3 separate regions of the Mus musculus genome follow, and all the other regions are linked to region 1. Evidence: chromatin loops called from intact Hi-C (ENCODE). Cell type or tissue: heart. All regions are shown on one strand. Links, peaks and the distances in the headings refer to the core of each region. The heading gives the core; the rest is flanking DNA.

Region 1 (5,000 bases), core at 1-5,000:
GCTTGGTACCTGGCCCAGCGCCCAGGCGCAGCTCTCACCCTCCGCGCCTGCGGACGGCCAGCTAGATTTTTACGGGATCTGTCCCTATAGCTCCCGGCAAAGCGTCCAGAGAGCATTCGTTAACTCTGGAACCTAGGCTGAAAGCGGCTCGCTGATTACTTCCTAGACAGTTTGAGGGAGTTGTCTTAAGTTCCTGAGCTCAGGGGGACTGCAAAAGAGAATTTTCTAATGCGCGTGCCTTATATTAGGGGACATTGCCCAGACCTTCCAGACAGTATCGAAATCTTAAATGGCTCTGCTAGCTCTGAAGTTTAGCTGTCTTTGGCAGTCCAAGCGCCTCTACGTGGTCTCAATCTTCGGTGTATAGTCCAGAACAATCTGATATCTCTGTGGTCAAGAATATGCAGCTCAAATTCAAATAATTAAATAGCTGCATCGCTTTGCTCCTGTGGAGTCATCGTCGTTACTTACGGTTGGGTGCTTTACACACACTGCACATTTTTAAATTCACAAAGCCATCTATCATATAGCAATAAAGTATCAGTCCCATTTTAAAAGTAGATGATGAGACCAAAGCTTGGAGAGGTTTAGGAAGCCCACATAGCCACAGTGCTAACAAGTGTTAAAAGTCAAGACTCAAAGCTTTCCTCAAGTCCAAAGCCGTTTCCAGTGTCTGAAAGCAGCCTGAACACACAAGCCTGTCAGCAGCCCAGGCGGGGTTGAGGGAAGTGTTAACGTGATTGCTTTGTTCTAGCTCCACGGGGGTTTTATGCATTAACCCTTGCTCCCGGACGGTTTTGAAAGGACCTCAGGACTAGTTACCCTCAGCTTCCCTAGGCAGGAGGTTTAGATTACCCTGAGGCGATTCCTCTCTGTCAGCACTAGCTACAGGTCCTATAGCAACACATTGATTCATATAGGCATTGGATCTAAGAGGAGAGCAGCTTACCAGTATAATAAGCCTGTAGTAATGTTTGGCTGTGATGATCGTTTCAACGCCAACAAGATGCATAGCTTAGGGACACCCAAGTGACTCACCTCTGGCCTATGGCTTTGTTTAAGTGTTCATTTCAATTCCTTCAGCTTGCTGTCTCCTCCCACTTGCGCAGTCTCTTCTGCTTTTGAGTGATTTTCTGCCCACAAACATCCTAGAACTGGGACACAGTGGCACTTGTAGGAAAAGGGAAAGCAAGTTCAGCAATTCTGCTTTCCTGTGCTCAGTCTGCTTCTCTGAAACTGATGTATCTTTCAGGATGCCATTCCAACAATCTAAGCTGCTAAGGTAGTAAAGACAGTACCTCCCCTTATAAGATGGAATAATAGTTTTATTAATTAGGGTGTAACAACACAGTGAGCTATTGAAAACTAGATCCAACCAACAAAATCTACATTAGTTGAAACATTATATCAAGGTCTAAGTAAACCTCTCTCTCCCAAATTAAAAAAACAAAAACAAAAACTCTCTTCTTCAAATAAATCCATCTTCCTTGACAAACTCTAAAAAAATCAGACAAGAAGCAAACCAATGGGAACCTTACAATAAAAAGAAAACACTACCTTGATTGAGACATTGTATCTAAGGCCAGGAGAGATGGATGAGCAGCTAAAAGCATTTGCTCCTCTTTAGAGATCTGGAGGACTTCACTCCCTAGCACCCACACAGAGGGCTCACAACAGCCTGTAATCCCAGCTCCAGGAGATCTGATACTCTCTACTGACTTGCACACACTTATGAGTCCAGAGATTCCTGACCTGTGGGGAGGAGAGGGGAATGACTGGGACATGGTTGGAGGATGGGGGAGACTTGCAAAAAAGAGACACTGCTCTGCCAACTTGTCACCTTCGATCTTTTCAAAGTAGTTGGTCCAGACAAGGAAAAAAAAAAAAAACCTTCTAGTATGAAAAGTCTGCAGTTTTACTAATTTCTAATTTCCCTCAACATTGACACATTACAACCCAAATGCTGAAACGAGCAAACATAGACAGGATGGCCAGGCCAGTCTAAATCAGAACTTCCTCAGATGCCAACATTCTGTTTACACGGGATGTTCTTCATAGTTATTCTGGCTCTCGATTTCGCCCATAACTATGTTTCGGGAGCTGTGAAGAGGATGCAATGGGAGACAGGGTATGTCTTTCTTTTTATGTTCTTCACCCCACCCCTCCCCTACCCCCTTAAGACCTACCAAGAGGTTCCTAATCGCCAGATCAACTGGCTGGAAAGGAGAGCAAATATTTACAAGTATAGCTTGAGTGTGTGTGTCCTCTAGAGTTTACATGGTTGAGAGTGAAGCGGATTACCCCGCGAATTTGGAGAATTCGAATTATTTAGACTGAGCAAGGCCAACAGGACTCCCTCCACAAGGCTGTGGGAAGTCCTTAGCCCAGTCTGCGTCTGCAAGGCAGATAGATGGTTCCGTGTGGGGGGGGGGCGGGGGAGGAGCCAGAAAGTCACTATGCATCGCATGGTCCCCTTAGAGCTCCAAGTCCTGACCCCCCCTCCTTGCTTCAGGCCACTTCCCTACTTTCAGAGTCTCCAGAATAGAAAACCCAGACTAGAAGGGAAACAAACCACCACACAGCAGAAAGCCAGGTTCGCCAAAAACAAAATCAACAAAAACAAACAAAAAATCAAAACAAAGTATCCTTCCTACAGGCACCCTGCAGCTCAGCATTCTTTCCCAGAGCCCTGCCTCTCCAGCTCTCTGTGAAAAGAGACATAACTTGGGGACTGTCAAGTAGGGGACCTAGCACTAGGCACTGTGCTGCGTCACCAGGTTAATGCCGCTCAGCGATGAGGAATTTGCTCTACTGGGCCCTTCTCAACTATTTGGGAGCTCCAGTAGGAAAGGTAGAAAATGCGGAACTCAGTAGGACTTCCTTTGGTGACATTCAGTCCAGAGCAACGCAAATGCCTGTTTCTGGGTAGCAGTGAAAGTGCCTCTCTAGACAGCGCATGCTTCCCTCCTGCGGGATCTGAGACTCTGGGCGGAGGCGGTCCGGCTAGCTCCGCCACCCTGTTCACTGTGCGTCTTCTCCGGCTCTCCACCGGGAGCGCAGAGGCAGGAGGGCGCAGTGCCCTAGGCGCTCTCTCCCTGCGCCGCTCGGCCCCGCCCCACTCCGCACAGTCTGGAAGCAGTGACGTGAGACCACGCTGACTGGCTGCTGCCCGCAGGGATGGCCACCGCCAGCAAATTAAGGCGCGAGGCAGCAGGCGCCTAGGCACAGTTTAGGTCGCGCCTTGCTGCGCTCTGCAGAGAGGAGATCCGACTCCCTGGTTTCCGCACCCTCTAGAGTCCCACGCCGATCGTCACCTCCTCGGACTTGGGCCACTCAGCGGACCCAAGGAGGGAAGGGAGGGAGAACTCGGCGTGGGTGCTGGGGACCCCGCGTTTTGCGCAGTGGGCTTACAGTTTTGAGTTCCCGGCTGGTCCCCACCCTGCTTTCCTGCTGGTTCGAAGTCTCTGCGGCTCCCCTGCTTTGCTCTAGTGGACTGGAGAGGCCATCAAAACCTGGGAACGGACGCTTCGGGGGGGTCCCCAGTTCCGCTTTGCTTGCTCTCTGGAACTTTGAGCTGCAGTTTCGGGTCTTTGTCTCCCTTTGGGGAAGCTGGACTGTGGTTTGTCAGTCCAGGTTCCTGAGCAGGACCGCACGCTGGGAACCATGGAGTTCACGGCGTCGCCCAAGCCCCAGCTCTCCTCTCGAGCCAATGCCTTCTCCATCGCCGCGCTTATGTCCAGCGGCGGCCCCAAGGAGAAGGAGGCAGCAGAGAACACCATCAAACCCCTGGGTAAGTCGGGGTACTAGGCAGTCAGTATGGGCCCTGCTAATCTGTTTCCCGGGTGCGGGCAGTTTGCTCCGCGGGAAGCAAAGGTGGCTTTTTCTACCGTCTGGATCTACTGCTAAGTCTCAGAGTATGGACCAGAATTCGGTCCTGGGAGAAAGACTTTTTTTTTTTCTTTTCCTCTCAAGTTTTCTTTGGAGGCTTCACCATCAATTAAAGGTAGTGAATTCTCACTACCGGCTTGTGTTTGTATTCGCTTTCCCCAGTTTCTTGGAATCTCGACATCACTTAGATAGTATGAATGCTGTACAAATTTGTTTGTTTGAATGAAAACAAATTCAAGGACAAGTAAGGGTTAAGATTCGGGATCCACGGTGGTATATAACACCCAAGCCTGCGCTTGGAATCAAAGACTCTGAGACTTCACAAGAAGCCAGTTTAATTTTTCTATCACAATTAACAGTCTTAATATGTCTGAAAAGGACTATAAAATAGGCCGGTTTTTCCACGCAAGAGCCGGCTTTTTTTTTTTTTTTTTTTTTTGGTCAGGAACCCCCATTTTATACTTGCGATTTTCAATTGAGACTGGCAAGGCCTCCCCAAATTCCTCGAAATTTAACACTGTCTCTATAAAAACTGTTTTCTTTACAGAGGAAACTAGGCACAGATTAAAGAGAGATGAGCGGTGAGGGTGTCTTGAGCACACGAGAGTTGTATAAAAGCAACTGCTCAGGATAGGGGTTCTGAAAACCCTTACAACCCAGGGAAAATGAGTTGCTATTCTAAGGGCCTTGGTAATAATTATCGCACACCCTAATCGCCGACTATCAGAAATCAAGTAGCTAAGTTAAGACAGTTGAAAAAAGTCATCACTTTTTTCTTTTTCGCTATCCCTTCCCAACTCTAATACATTTCACATCCAAGATAAACACTAGAGAAGAAAGGGGCTTGGGAAACTAAGGAGTTTACACAGTGACAGGAGATTACTAAAGTCCAAAACAACAGTGGTACCAAGGAGATGTAAGACAGGGAAATGAGTGTGAATAAGAACTCCTAACTTCCACCTAAGTCAAGATCTGCGAAGGCAATGTGAGCAAGCCAACAAATCCTGATTATTTAGAGAGAGCATTGGCTACTACTGTCCAAGTTGGACCTGCTGAGGCTTCCGATCATTATCCTTGTACTTAGGGAATTTAATACCCCCATCTCATTTTGG
Region 2 (6,144 bases), core at 1-5,000, 200 kb before region 1:
AACTCATTCCTACCCTGTCTGTCCCCGGGAAGGTGCCCACATTTACAGGAAACAACTTTGTGGGTTCCCGTTTCTGTGCAAGACTGGAGACTGGGCATTATCCATGATGGGGGCCCTGGACAGAGAGGCCTCCAGGATAGTTAAGGGCCAACTTTTTGCAGTCAAAGGATCAGAGCCTTATTTTTAAGACAGAGATTGCACATTTTGTGCCATTTTTTTTTTCTTCAAGCACCAGATTAAAGAACACTTGCTATTCTTTGCCTTCTTAAATCAAAGTAACATTTTTTCAGGGTGGCTCTCACCTTGTTCTCTTCCAAGCTGTACTCTATGGACAATGGACTCCCCAACTCTCACCTCTGCACCCCATGACTCCCGTCCGTGCACTCCCAGACTTCTCACACCTGCTCTGAGTACCTTGGACTTGGTATAACAACTACCATCGCTAACTAGCAGATTTCATGCCTGGCGGTCCTGCCTTCAAGCTGCTGACCCTGCTATCCTTTCTTCGGGTAGAGATTTTCTCTGTTTTCTGGTTGTTAATCTTCCAAGAACCTGGAGAGGCCTTCCCAGACTCTTCATCCTTAAATTGAGAACCCTGAGGTCTGACACTTTCTGAATCATCTCTGATTCCCCACATGTAAGCACAATGACAGGAAACATTTGAATTAGGAAACATTTGAATGATGACTGTGTCTAATCATTAGTGAAAGTTCTGTAGGGTGTGAGGCTTCCTGGGGATGTAGACTGGCATGCATACTTGGTGCCCAGTGTCTGCCCCTGATGGACCAGAAGTGATATCCATCAAGACAATTCGAGAGGCATTTGCTTGAAAGTTGTAAATAGTGACAAGGACATCTAAGAGAGATAGTACTAGGCAGCCTAGGCTACTCCCCCCCCCCCCACACACACACCTTTTGGGGCTACCCCAACTTGAAGGACAGGCGGACTTATGGCTGAGGGCCGCAGGGGTTTGACACATTAGCAAACAGCAGGTCCAGCAGAAGGGAAAATAGATCCAAAAGGCAGAGCAAAAGGCAAGAGACTCAGGACTGCAGTGCTAGAGAAACTCCAGCGCTTCCAAATTGCTATTTTCACAAAACTGGGATGACTGAGGCCCTTCAGTGCATGTTGCATAGGTTTCTGCCTGGCTCTCACTGCTCAGGAGATCTCATACCTCAATGACGCCCTGAAGTTCTACCCAAGACCATGATGGAGACCATGTCCCCTCCATTCCTGTTTAAAACAGCCACGATGGGAGAGTATCAAGGGGCTATCTCTTCAGAGTATTTGTTTTTTCTTTGTGTGGGAAGTACAGCTAGCAGCCTTCTCAGCTCTTGGTTTTCTCCCCGCCCCCAGCTCGCCAGATCCATCCAGGAAAGGCAGCGCTGACTTTCCATCAAATTCTCTCCTGCTTGTTTCCCTCACCTTTTCTCTTTCTTAATCTTCCCATGTCTCCTAAAAGGATTAATTAGAAAGATGTGAGCAGGGGTTGGGACGTCAGAAAACAATCGTCACTTTCCTATCTGACCTCTCTCACCAGCTGCAGAATTAACAAATTGAATGTCCTCAGCAGGCAGGGGTGGCACATGATACCGAGTTCATTAGGAGCCTCGCTGGGGCCGAGCGAGTAGACCGATTTAAACAACTCTCGCTGATTAAATTCCTTCCAGGCACTCCCGCCAGATGCTGTTAGAAAATACTCACATCCAAGAGGTTTTTAATTTTTTTTTAAACATGTGCCAATTATTTCCCTGCTATCTGCAGGTGCTGGCAAGCGTCACAGGCCGGCCTGGCCGGGCTGTCTACACGCTTATCCACCCGGCGCCTGCCTGGGGGGCTCACGTCTGCAAGAATGGGATCCCAGGGGCTCTTCTCTAGGCTGTCAAAACTCTCCAGCCACCCTGCCTGGCTGGCCTTCCCTGCCCCCAACCCTGGCCCCAGCGCCTCACCTTCTGAAGCTCACAGCTCTCTCAAATGTTCCTAGGTGGCAACACAGATCTGGTGACCTGCTAGAAGTGGGGCCCGAGAGGGCAGGCATGCAGTAATGTTGGGCTGAAGCCAACTGCCTTCCAGCCAGGCTAGGCTTCAGCCCTGAGCCAAACAAGGACATATAATTGCCCCCTCCGTGAGCAGGGTTGCATACTTGGCATTGGTTCACAGGCATCCCTAGCAGAAGTCCCACAATGTACTTCCCTCAGACTTCTCTACTCCAGCAGTCTCAAATACTTAGCTTATTCCTCAATCAATGCTTAATTAATTCTCATCAAATTAATAGATGCCACTTAACCACTAAAAGCAAGGACTCATAATATAAACCACACTTTTTAGCATTGCTCATATGTTTAATGAAGGTAAAGTAGCTTTTGACTAATAAAAAACTGATTATTCTGAAACCAAGCTTTCTCTTCGCTCCTTTATATTAAGGGATGGTGGCTTTGTACCACTGTTACCAGCCCTCAGAATAATACCTTTCTTGGTTGTTTCCTATTTTCCTGTCTACACCTTTAGAATTCACTCTTTGTTTTAGCATTTGCTATAGCTGTTAACCTTGGTGATCATCTCCTCTCATAGGCACTAAAAGTTCATGTTTGTTCATTTCATAGAACCCTTTCATGGCTTGGATGATCTTTGATCCAGAGCTGAATAACTGGCACCCTCTTCTTGACCATTCACTTGTGTCTACTTTCCCTGCGCTGAACTAAGAGCTTCCCTGAATTAAACAACACCCAGCCATTACAAAGACTGGAGGGGGGTTGCAGCAACCAGGGAGGGTTGGGAAAGAGGCATTTGCCTGGATTCAGATGTCTCATGAATCTGGGTGCTCACGTACAGATGTAGAGACTGGGTCCAGATGGGAGGAACAGAAGTTAGGACTTCGATCTAATGGTGTTGCCATGTCTCCTCATCCCTGAAGCCCCCAATACAAAGAATACAGTGTAAATCTGAGAAAAACTACAAACAAAATAGCCAGTGATAAAAATAGAAAAGAACACTAATTAATTCTGGGAGATCTGTTACCAATCATGATGCCAACAGCTTAAGCTCCAAGAGAGAAGATAGGTAACAATTGGGCCCCATCTTACAGATGGCCCTATCCCCAAGTCACAGGGACAAGGATTAGGGAAACAGTTCTCACCATCCTCTGAATCCCTAGAGATTCTGGAGTCTCCTCTGTGCCCAGGCTGCCCCCTGACAAATGCTTGTCACATGACCTTCCTCCAGACCATCTTTATCTGCTCTGTTCAGAGGTCACATTTCCATCAATGCAGAGGGATGGAGGCAGCCTGCTTTATCTGGGTTTATTTTGTGCATAAAGATTAACATCGGATGTCAGTAGAGTTATGGATAAAGGGTATTGTAGGCTGAGATTTTTCAAACCCTATTTTATTTAGGGTTCTTAAATGCTTCAACCTCCCTTTTAATCTACCGACCAAAGGTAAGAGAGAAAGATAGTTAATAGGACAATGGGGTTGTGGGCCTGTTTAGAAGTAGTTCTTTGGGGGCAATTCCAATCTTCATTGTCAGGACATCAGCAGTCCAGTCCAATAGCAAACACGAATCAGTAGCAGCAGCTTGATCTGGAAGAAACAGCAGTACTCCAACGAATTGGCACGAGTCAGTGGAAACAGCAAGAATTAGCTGGAATTCCACAACTTCTTTTGTGCATTTCTCTCTACAAAGTGAAGACCAGCGAAGACTAGCAAAGCATGCATAGCTAGCCAAGACCAGGAAAGCATTGCGAGGTGTAGCAGTAGAAGGGCATCCTCTCACTGTCTGTGGGGTTACGTTTTTTTCTTTCTAAACATCTAGGCTAAGATTTTTCAAACCCTTCTTTACTTAGGGTTTTTAAATGTTTCAACCTCCCTTCTAGTCCACTAACCACAGGTAGGAGAGAAAGATGGTTGATAGTACAATGGGGTTGTGCGCCAGTGCCAGCAAAATACCATATGCCCTCTCCTGTGTCTTCTTCAGCAAAATAACCTCTCATGTGCCTGTTCCAACAAAACGTCCTCTCACACGACAGCTTCCAGCAAAGCATTATGTGACACAACTGAGTTTCCAAAGAAACCAGAAATCTCCACTTAGGAATGTACTCCCTCATGCTCTAAACTGAAGGCAAGAGGACCCCCACCCCCTCCCATGTTAGGAGAGCCTGAAAGTGGGGAAAGGGACTCCAAACCTCAAGCCTGACAGCACAAAAACCAAGACAGGGGGCAGGTATTGATAGATATGAGTGACCGATTGTCAGCTCCTAATCTTAGAATAGTAGCACTGGTTCCAGAAGTCCCTCGGTGAGGACTTCTAGAAAGTCCAGGGTTGAATGGAGATCTCTTTTCTCAGGGCTGACAAAGTAGATTAAAATGGCCTAAGGATAATGTGAATTCTGGGGAAAAAAAGACTTTACTTGCCGATCCCTGGCTCCTAAGCCATTACTTAATCAGAGAAAGAATCCAAGAAGAAACCTTATTGAATGCAATTATAAAAGGGTCGCTATGCCTGTTATAAATGGGAACAGGAAGCTACAAATCAGAACAGTCTGTGAGGCAGCCATTGTGTAAAAGTGTCTGCGGGGGGGGGGGGGGAGTGATTCTAGATACAGAGGAACAATGTAATTTAGTTGAAGATGGGAAAGAAAAGAGTAGACAGCACGGGGAATTGTCCCAGCAATAAGTAGAGGAAGCTGAAGCAAATCCCTCCCAAACATGAAGAGAATACTCATAAAGTGTAGATCTGATGATGGATGACAGATCAGATCGCCAGCTTTGAGAATATGTAGCAAACCAGAGGAACTTCTCTGTCATGATGCAGTCTTAAACACTGAAACACTAACAAATTATATTTCACTGAGGAGTAAACGTGATCTCTAATAGGAAAACCAGGGCTAAGGTACATAGAGTTCATTAGTGTTGCTACAAAATTCCCAACACAGGGAGTAATTCAGTGCCCCAAATCAGTAGATTAAAAATAAAATATTACACTAATATATGTTTTTAAATAGTTGATTAAATCTAACACTCTTATGTTTCATGTCCAGTCAGATTTTTCAGGCATACATATATATATTTTCTCTCAAGGTTGTTATTTCTTTTTAATTTGTCTTGTGGTTTTCAAGTAGTACTATGATTTTAGGTCAATAAAATCAGTAAATATGAATCTATTCCTTAGCCCTCCTCACACCTACCAAAAGAGCCTCTTGATTTGCTGTAAGGCTCTGATGGCCTCCTTGAAGGCTTTTTCTGGTCCTTCTATAGTCCTGACCTTCCATCTACATGGGTCTCCAGAATTCACCAGTTTGCTGTGCCACAACAGCTCCTTTGTAGGTGAAACCTGTGCAGAAGCAGGTGCTTAGTTTCATTGTATGGAGCCACAGTCCATGATCCATTTCATGATTAGATCAAAGTTGGCTCTCACCATCTTCTATGATCATGGGTTGACAGTGCTGTGGTGGGCAGTGAGGGAGACACAGTAAAGTGATTAGTCTTGTATATGTATACATGGAACCTCAGGACCTCACATGGAGGCTGATGTCAGCTCTCAAATCTCCCAGGGAAGTTCGAGATTTATGTGACATGGGTTGAATAGCTGAGGAACTTCCTTGGCCTAACCCAAGCAGCTCATTCTTACAGACTGCGTGCTTGCTTTATTTGTTTGGTTGTTTGGTTTTGCACTTGCTATTCATGTCACCTACAATGCTTGCACTGGTTCACCAGAAAATACTAACCCAGAGAGGGGGAGAGAGAGAGAGAGAGAGAGAGAGAGAGAGAGAGAGAGAGAGAGAGAGAGATTTCATTCTACATCCTCTTAGAATAGCACGAGCTATTCCCAATTATCTTTCCAGAGCATAGACCACTGTCTAAGCAATGAACATGTTAGACCTCTCTGAAACATATACCACAAACTTGTGAAAGCCCACTAAGACTCTCAGGCACATCTTCAGATTTGGCTGCAGTGCACACCTAGAAAACTTTGTACAGCTTGTTTTCTTCCACCAGAATACACAGGAAGGTGTTGCTGTAAAAATAAACTTTAAAGGGTCATTTCATGTGATGTCAGATCACCACTGGCTTCTGCTAGGAGGGCATGGCGCCTGATCTACTCTAGAGAAAATGTTCATGGCATTTTGCTTGAATAGCTGAGCTTCTT
Region 3 (6,361 bases), core at 539-5,538, 120 kb before region 1:
CAATAGGAAAGTATGTGTGTCAGAGAACAAGGATTCATTTTAAATTATCAGAGGCTGTGCAGTCACCCACTCTCTGTTTCATAACCAGAAAGCTGGACTTAGAACTCTTATCATGCCGCAAAGTGAGGTCTGCATCATTTCACCAATTTCAACAAACTGTCCCAGCACTGAGGGAGATTAGCTGTGTGTGTTTATTTTCTGTGGAGTTAGGGCTGTGTTCTCTTCAAGAAAATGAGATATGAAAGTAGAGGTTTGCTCAGTTCCGTCTCCACTGGATCCTGTGAAACGAAAGATTCCAACAATTTTGCTCCTGTGCCCAGGTGACTGCAAGTAGAACTGCAGGGTGTTCTCTTCCCACCCCCATGCTGACCCCAGAAGTGAAATTCTTGAAGAGGAGAAGACAGCTCTGTGTGTTCTGCTTTGATATATAGCTAGGGCTGGATGATGGCACGGGTGGGAAGCTTTCAAACCAGGCCATGTCCAGAGAATGCCACCAAGTCAAGGTTTTGTTAGAGAAAGCCAGTGATATAGAGAGGATTCGTGTTTGTCCAAGGCCTCAGACCTGGAGATGCATGGTGGAGGAGGTATGAGATAGAAGAGCTAAGACAAGATGGATCCTTCCAGGCCTCCTCTATCACCATGCAGTGCATTGAGGAGGGATACTTGTGTTAGATAATTTTATGTCAACTTGACACAAGTTAGAGTCATCTGAGAGGAAGAAATCTTCAATTAAAAGAGTCCTCATAAGACCAGGCAATTAGGAATTTTCTTCATTAGTGATTGATCAAGGAGGATCCAGCCCTTTGTAGGTTGTACCATCCCTGGGCTGGTGGTTCTGGATTCTATAAGAGGCTGAACAAGCCAGCAAGCATGAGAGGCTTCCTGCATGGGCTCTGCATCAGCTTCTGGCTCTAGGTTCCTGTCCTGTTTGAGTTCCTGTCTTGACCTCCTTAGGTGATAAACAGTGATGTGGAAGTGTGAGCTGACTGTAGTCATTTGAATGAAAATGGCACCCACAGACTCACAGGGAGTGGCATTATTAGAGGTATAGTCTTGTTGGAGGAAGTATGCCACAGGACTTGGGGCTTTGAGGATTCAGATGTTCAAGCCAGGCCCAGTGTCTCAGTCTTTTCCTGCTGCCTGGCAACCTGGCCGTAGAACTCTCAGATTCCTGGCCCACACCATGTCTGCCTACAGGCTGCAATATTTCCCACTGTGATGATGATGAACTAACAGAAACTCTGTATTTTAAGCCAGCACCAATGAAATGTGTTTCTTTATAAAAGTTGCTGTGATTGTAGTGTCTCTTCAAGACACCAAAAGAATCCTTTCCTCCCCATCTTGCTATTTGGTCATGGTTTTTCATCACGGCCATAGAAACCCTAAGAAAGTACCCTTTAGCCACCAAAGGGAGTGACTCTTGTGGAGCAACTGTGGAGCAAGTGCTGGTCCTGTTCAACAATCAGAGCCACCGCCTCTGTCAGTAAGTCAGAGGGTGTGATACCTAGTCTAGATCCATATCTTTCCACAGAGATATATTTTAGCAGAAACCTTCTGGCAGAAATGTAGTCTTCATGGAGAATTTTTCTGAAGTTTTTTCAGCATAGGTGATAAGACTTGAACAGGGGGTCTAGAGGGTGAAGTCACCTTTATGGCCTTCTTGATCTAGAGCTGAAAGCAGGCCAATGTTCCCTTTCTTGACACAGACCTACAAAGGGTATGCTTCTGTCACAAATGGCTAGCCTTTGGATCAAGACTGCTGGCAGCCTCCTACATCGTCAATTCCCCTCCTGAGGCTTTTGGCTCCTGAAGAAAGCCCAGGGCTAGTTAGATGACCCTGAGTTTTGCCCCTCAAGCAGATTTTTAGAACACTGGGCACTCAGTATGGCTTTGCATCTCAGACAGCTCTGCTTAAATCCACAGGCCTTAACGAGGGACAGAATTAGTGTCTACCAAATGAAAACACGGGGGCCATCCAAACATGTAACCCAGGTGTGGTCTCTAAATCCCTCGTGCCTGCAGAGCAAAATATAGACAAAATAAAGCTTGCACCTCTGAAGGGCCCTCTCCTGGTCTCATTAAGTTCAAGACATAGATAACATAGGTGAAGTTTTTGTTTAATTAAAATAAAACATGTTCTTGTTCCTACTATTATGTGTCCTTCCCTTAAACTCCAGGGCTAGGGACAAACTTTGAATCAAAGCTCCCTCAGCAGCCGCTTGCAGCCAGTGACTGTAGGTCTCCCTGTACTCAACTCAGTTCAGCTTCTCCATGCTTTTGCCAGAGCTGACTGCGAGTGTCCAGGGTAGCTGGACTATTCTTTGGATCCAGGGGCTGCCTCCAAGTGCTGTCAGTGAAAGCTATCATGAGATGCTTATTGCCAGCAAAAAACCAGATGGACATTTTCAGTGTTGCTGTAAAACTGTGTAGGGGGAGCCCCAAAGGAAGAGAGGGAGAAATGGTCCCAGCCTTGGAGTTCATGTGTACACATCCATTGACACCGAGCGCCTGGTGCCTCCAATCTGCTTCCCGTTGTCACAGGGAGCTGGTGAGGAGCTGCAGCTGCACCGCCATCAGCTTCAGAGAGGCCCATGGAGGAGCCTCACTGTTAGAACAGAGCATACCATGAACAGGAAGATGGAGCTGGTGGGAGAATGTGGCTGTGGGGATCCTGTGGGAATGGTTCTGTCCCCAGATTTCAACTTATCTTGGGTAGAAAAGTTCCCTTCCAAGAGCCAAGCCAAAAAATCTTGACGTCACGGGGAAAGGGGATAGAATGTGATTGTGTGTCACACAGAACTGGGAACGGGGCTATTCGGAGGGACAGCCTTATCAATTAGGTAATGTCTGCTAATGATTGACGGAGTGTGTTGTGTAGTGTTCCAGCTGTTGATGTGTTAGCAAACATCTGCAAAGAGCACAGTACCTTTCTGGAAAAGCTTTTCTTGGACTGGGCTCTAGCGGTTGGAGCCCTAAACGTCTGGTTCACCCAACAGCATCAAAGGTATCAGGAAGAGAGCCAAACGGCAGAGATGTGGACAGGATAGAGACGGCAACTGCGGCTGTGCCTTTGGTTTCTAATCCTAGACTTGGGCAGAAGTGATGGCTCTGACGGAATGTCCCTCCTCTTCCCCATTGCCTATATTTTCTCCTTGTCTTTCTCCTTATTTCTCCCTTTCCCTCCATTCCATTTTTCTCTTTGTCCCTTCTCATCATTTCTCATTTTCTGCCTCATTTCTCTTTCCTCCCTCCCTCCCATTTCACATCCCTTTCTCCCTTTCTCACTCTCTTTCTTGTTTCATCTTGTCTTCCTTGGAACAACCATAGCTCGTGGTGATCACAATGTAAAAATCTCTGCACAAGGAGCTAAGACCTCAGCAGTGTCTTCTCTTAAAAGGAAGCAAAGCAAGAGAAGCAAAAGTGAATGTGCCAACACTCGAGATAGAATGTTATAGAAACATGGAGTTCAGACGTGACCAGGGCATATACTTTATAAAAAGGTTGTCTCTGGTTTTATTTACTTTCTCCTCTTTTTGAAAATAACACATCAAATTGCAGAATGGAAATTGAGAATGTCAACAAAGTAACTTTCCCAAATATCACCAACTAGTAACCAAAGTACTGACAGGGAAATACATGTGTGTACATGTAAAATTATGCAAACACCCACTCAGTGAACATCTACATATTTAACAACAGATGAGAGTTTACTATTAATCAACTACTTTTGTCATTGTTATGACAAAGTTTCTGACAGAAGCAAGTAGGCAATGGTTTATGCTGGCTCACAGTTTGGGGGGTACACTCTGCCTTGGTGGGAGAGCATTTTAGCAAGGCACTGCTGAGACTTGCTATAAGAGTCTGCAGTCAGAAGGTAGGGAGAAAAAAAGGGAAGAGGGAGAGGATAGGGAGAAGGGTGGGAGAGAAGAAGTAGGGAGAGAGAGAGGGAGAGAGGGAAGGAGGGAGAGAGAGAGGGTGGGAGAGAGGGGAATAGGGGTAGGGTCAGGAAGGCAGTTTCCCCCAGGGTCCCTCAGTCAGGTGCTGAGGACAGGATTTAAAACTTTAATTATTATGCAAAAATATTTGCACATTTGTCAGGTGATTTCCTTGGTATAAATTTCTAAAATTATAATAGAATCATGCGTTAATTTTAAGAAAATATTTTATAGCTAACCTCAACTGCTACGTGAGACACATACTACACAGTCCTAACAAACAAGGTCTCCTGTGCCACATGGAATTTATAGCTTTAAATATGATTGTTTTTATCTCTTTTAAGCATGCTCTTAAAGTTGTTACCTCAAGAACTTTTTTTTTTTTTAATTGGGCATAGTATTCTTAGTTTTAATGCTATAAGCATTTTTAAAAATGATTTATTTCACTTATTGAGATTATAGTATAACTACATCACACTGACATAAATGCCTAACCGTGACCTGAGCAAAGAGAACAACAGACATGCGAAAGGGGGCTAGGGCTGGGGAGGGGGCCTGGGAGGGGGCCGGGGAGGGTGCAGCAATGAGACTCCACTCCACACAAAGGATTACAGGCAATGAAGACTGCTGAGGCCAGGAGATTCTCAATTCATTAAGTTAAAAGTGTGTCGTTATTAAGTGGACACACCAACTCCAGCTAAGGACTCCAGATACTTAGACTCTGTTCATATGGCTTTTGCAGTAGCAGTCTTATTAAATTTGCTTCTATTGATATCATCATATATGTTATATATAAGACTCAGGGACATTTAGTCGAAGAACTGCTTGCTAATATGTCATTTTCCATTCCCCTTTTATATAGAAGTTTGTTTGTTTTTTTTTTTAACATGATACAATTAATTGGATTTATATTGTACCGCTTTGCTCTAAGTTAATCTAAATTTTACTCTTACACTTCGTTTTGAGTGAAATTCATTTGATGTTTGGAGTGAGTGTGGATTGTCCAGTCAGAGGTTGACAAGGTGTGGCACTGCAAACTCCTCTACACAGGCCATGCTCCCTGTTACCAGCATTCTTTACGTCACTCTGGCTAAGTTGTCGATGCTACATGTTTGTCCATGTTCATCTTTTCAAAAAAGCAGATTTTGTTTCTTACTATTATTCTTTTGGAAATAGTTTCTACTTCTGCCTTTACTAACTTTCTGTTTCTACATTTTAATTCTTTATCTTTTTTTCGGTTTGAATTCACTGTTATTGTAATTCTCTAATTATTTTTAATGGGGCAATTACTCTTGACCAAATTCCAAAAATCTTGAATGATATATTCAAAGCAAATGGCTAAGTAGTATTTGTAAGAATATGGCCTTTTTTTTAAAGTATTCATAGACAGAGTGGGTTTAAAAAGCTAGGCAAGTTACCATTTATAGTTAGTTTTTTTTTAACTCTGTGTTGATCCAGTTTGGTTGAGAACATGACCTGTAGGACTGACTGGCTTACTTTTACATTGGAGAAATTTTACATTTAACAAGTTTTGTCCCTAATTTGTAGTTTACTTGAAAGAAAGGGTGTGAATGTGTGTGTGCACACACGTGTGTGCGTGCATGTGAGTGAGCGTGCATGCGTGTGTGTGTGTGTGTGTGTGTGTGTGTGTGTGTGTGTGTGTGTGTGTGTGTGGTTTTAGATTAAGGTCTTAGCCTTTGCTGCATCTGTTAAGAGCATGGACTCTTCTTCCCCACCACCTCTCTCAGACACCATGTCCTTCTCCTCTTGTCTTGGTGTCTCTTCTCTGCCCTCCTTTTCTTTTGTTTAAAAACCTACATTAAATATACCATTTCAGCTATTTTAAGTGCATAGCTCACTAGTTTTAGGACAGCACATCTCAGGATTTCTCCTCATCTTGCAATGCCATTTTTTTCTTGTTGTTGTCATTTTGTTTTCTTCTTTTTCTAAACACTACTCTAAGCCCTTGGTAACCACAAAGAAATGTGAATTAGAAATCAGAAGATTTTTGCTTCTATGGTTTAATATGAAGAGAACCATCAAGCCAAGCTCAACCACGCTCAAAGCTGACAGGATTTCTTTCCTTTTCAGTGCTGTGTAGTAGTCCAGTATGTATGTATGCTACAGTTCTCCAACATCTTCTCTTGCCACACATAACATTCTTGATATTACCAGGTTTTGCTGTGCTCCATGCCACAGGGAATGTAGTTCTTTAAATCTGATTTTCCCCTGATTAATTATGTTCATAAAGTTGTTATTCATCTTTAGAAAGCAATGAGTGGGAAGAAACTGAGTTAATGCGGGAGTGAGGACTCATTTTCTCTGCTGGGATTTCTCTGCTTTTTGCCCTACAGTCCCAGCTGCTACACTCCATGTGCTATGCTTTTTATGAAACTTTTATTTTAATGCATTTGTGAGTTAAAACT

What was found. A loop is a pair of places that touch in the nucleus more often than their neighbours do. Peaks named below come from ENCODE experiments on the same cell type or tissue, not always from the same donor. Only the 100,000 strongest peaks of a DNase experiment are listed, where the experiment ranks them.
Region 2: it touches region 1 in a loop (4-fold over the local background); 7 of 42 quality-filtered maps call a loop at or near these places.
Region 3: it touches region 1 in a loop (2.0-fold over the local background); 3 of 42 quality-filtered maps call a loop at or near these places.

Annotation. Positions count from the first base shown.
Region 1 is chr9:24,772,509-24,777,508 of GRCm38, reverse strand. Tbx20 (T-box 20) reads left to right here and starts at 3,206. Exons shown (of 8, transcript NM_194263.2): 1 at 3,206-3,790. The coding sequence starts at 3,664. It overlaps Gm29824 (a long non-coding RNA gene), which reads right to left and starts at 1,785. Exons shown (of 3, transcript XR_870586.1): 1 at 1,558-1,785; 2 at 1,039-1,154. In heart, for the core only: a CTCF peak has its summit at 3,050; DNase peaks (open chromatin) are centred at 28 and 3,138; H3K4me3 peaks cover 4,906 bases; H3K27ac peaks cover 4,906 bases.
Region 2 is chr9:24,970,081-24,976,224 of GRCm38, reverse strand. E130101E03Rik (RIKEN cDNA E130101E03 gene) reads right to left here and starts at 2,017. Exons shown (of 5, transcript NR_153861.1): 1 at 1,950-2,017; 2 at 1,426-1,455. In heart, for the core only: no CTCF peak of the experiment used is centred there; a DNase peak (open chromatin) is centred at 1,954; H3K4me3 peaks cover 1,200 bases; H3K27ac peaks cover 4,457 bases.
Region 3 is chr9:24,893,174-24,899,534 of GRCm38, reverse strand. No RefSeq gene overlaps it. Among named protein-coding and RNA genes, the nearest start is that of Gm40509, 49 kb to the left of the region's middle. In heart, for the core only: no CTCF peak of the experiment used is centred there; a DNase peak (open chromatin) is centred at 2,564; H3K27ac peaks cover 1,374 bases.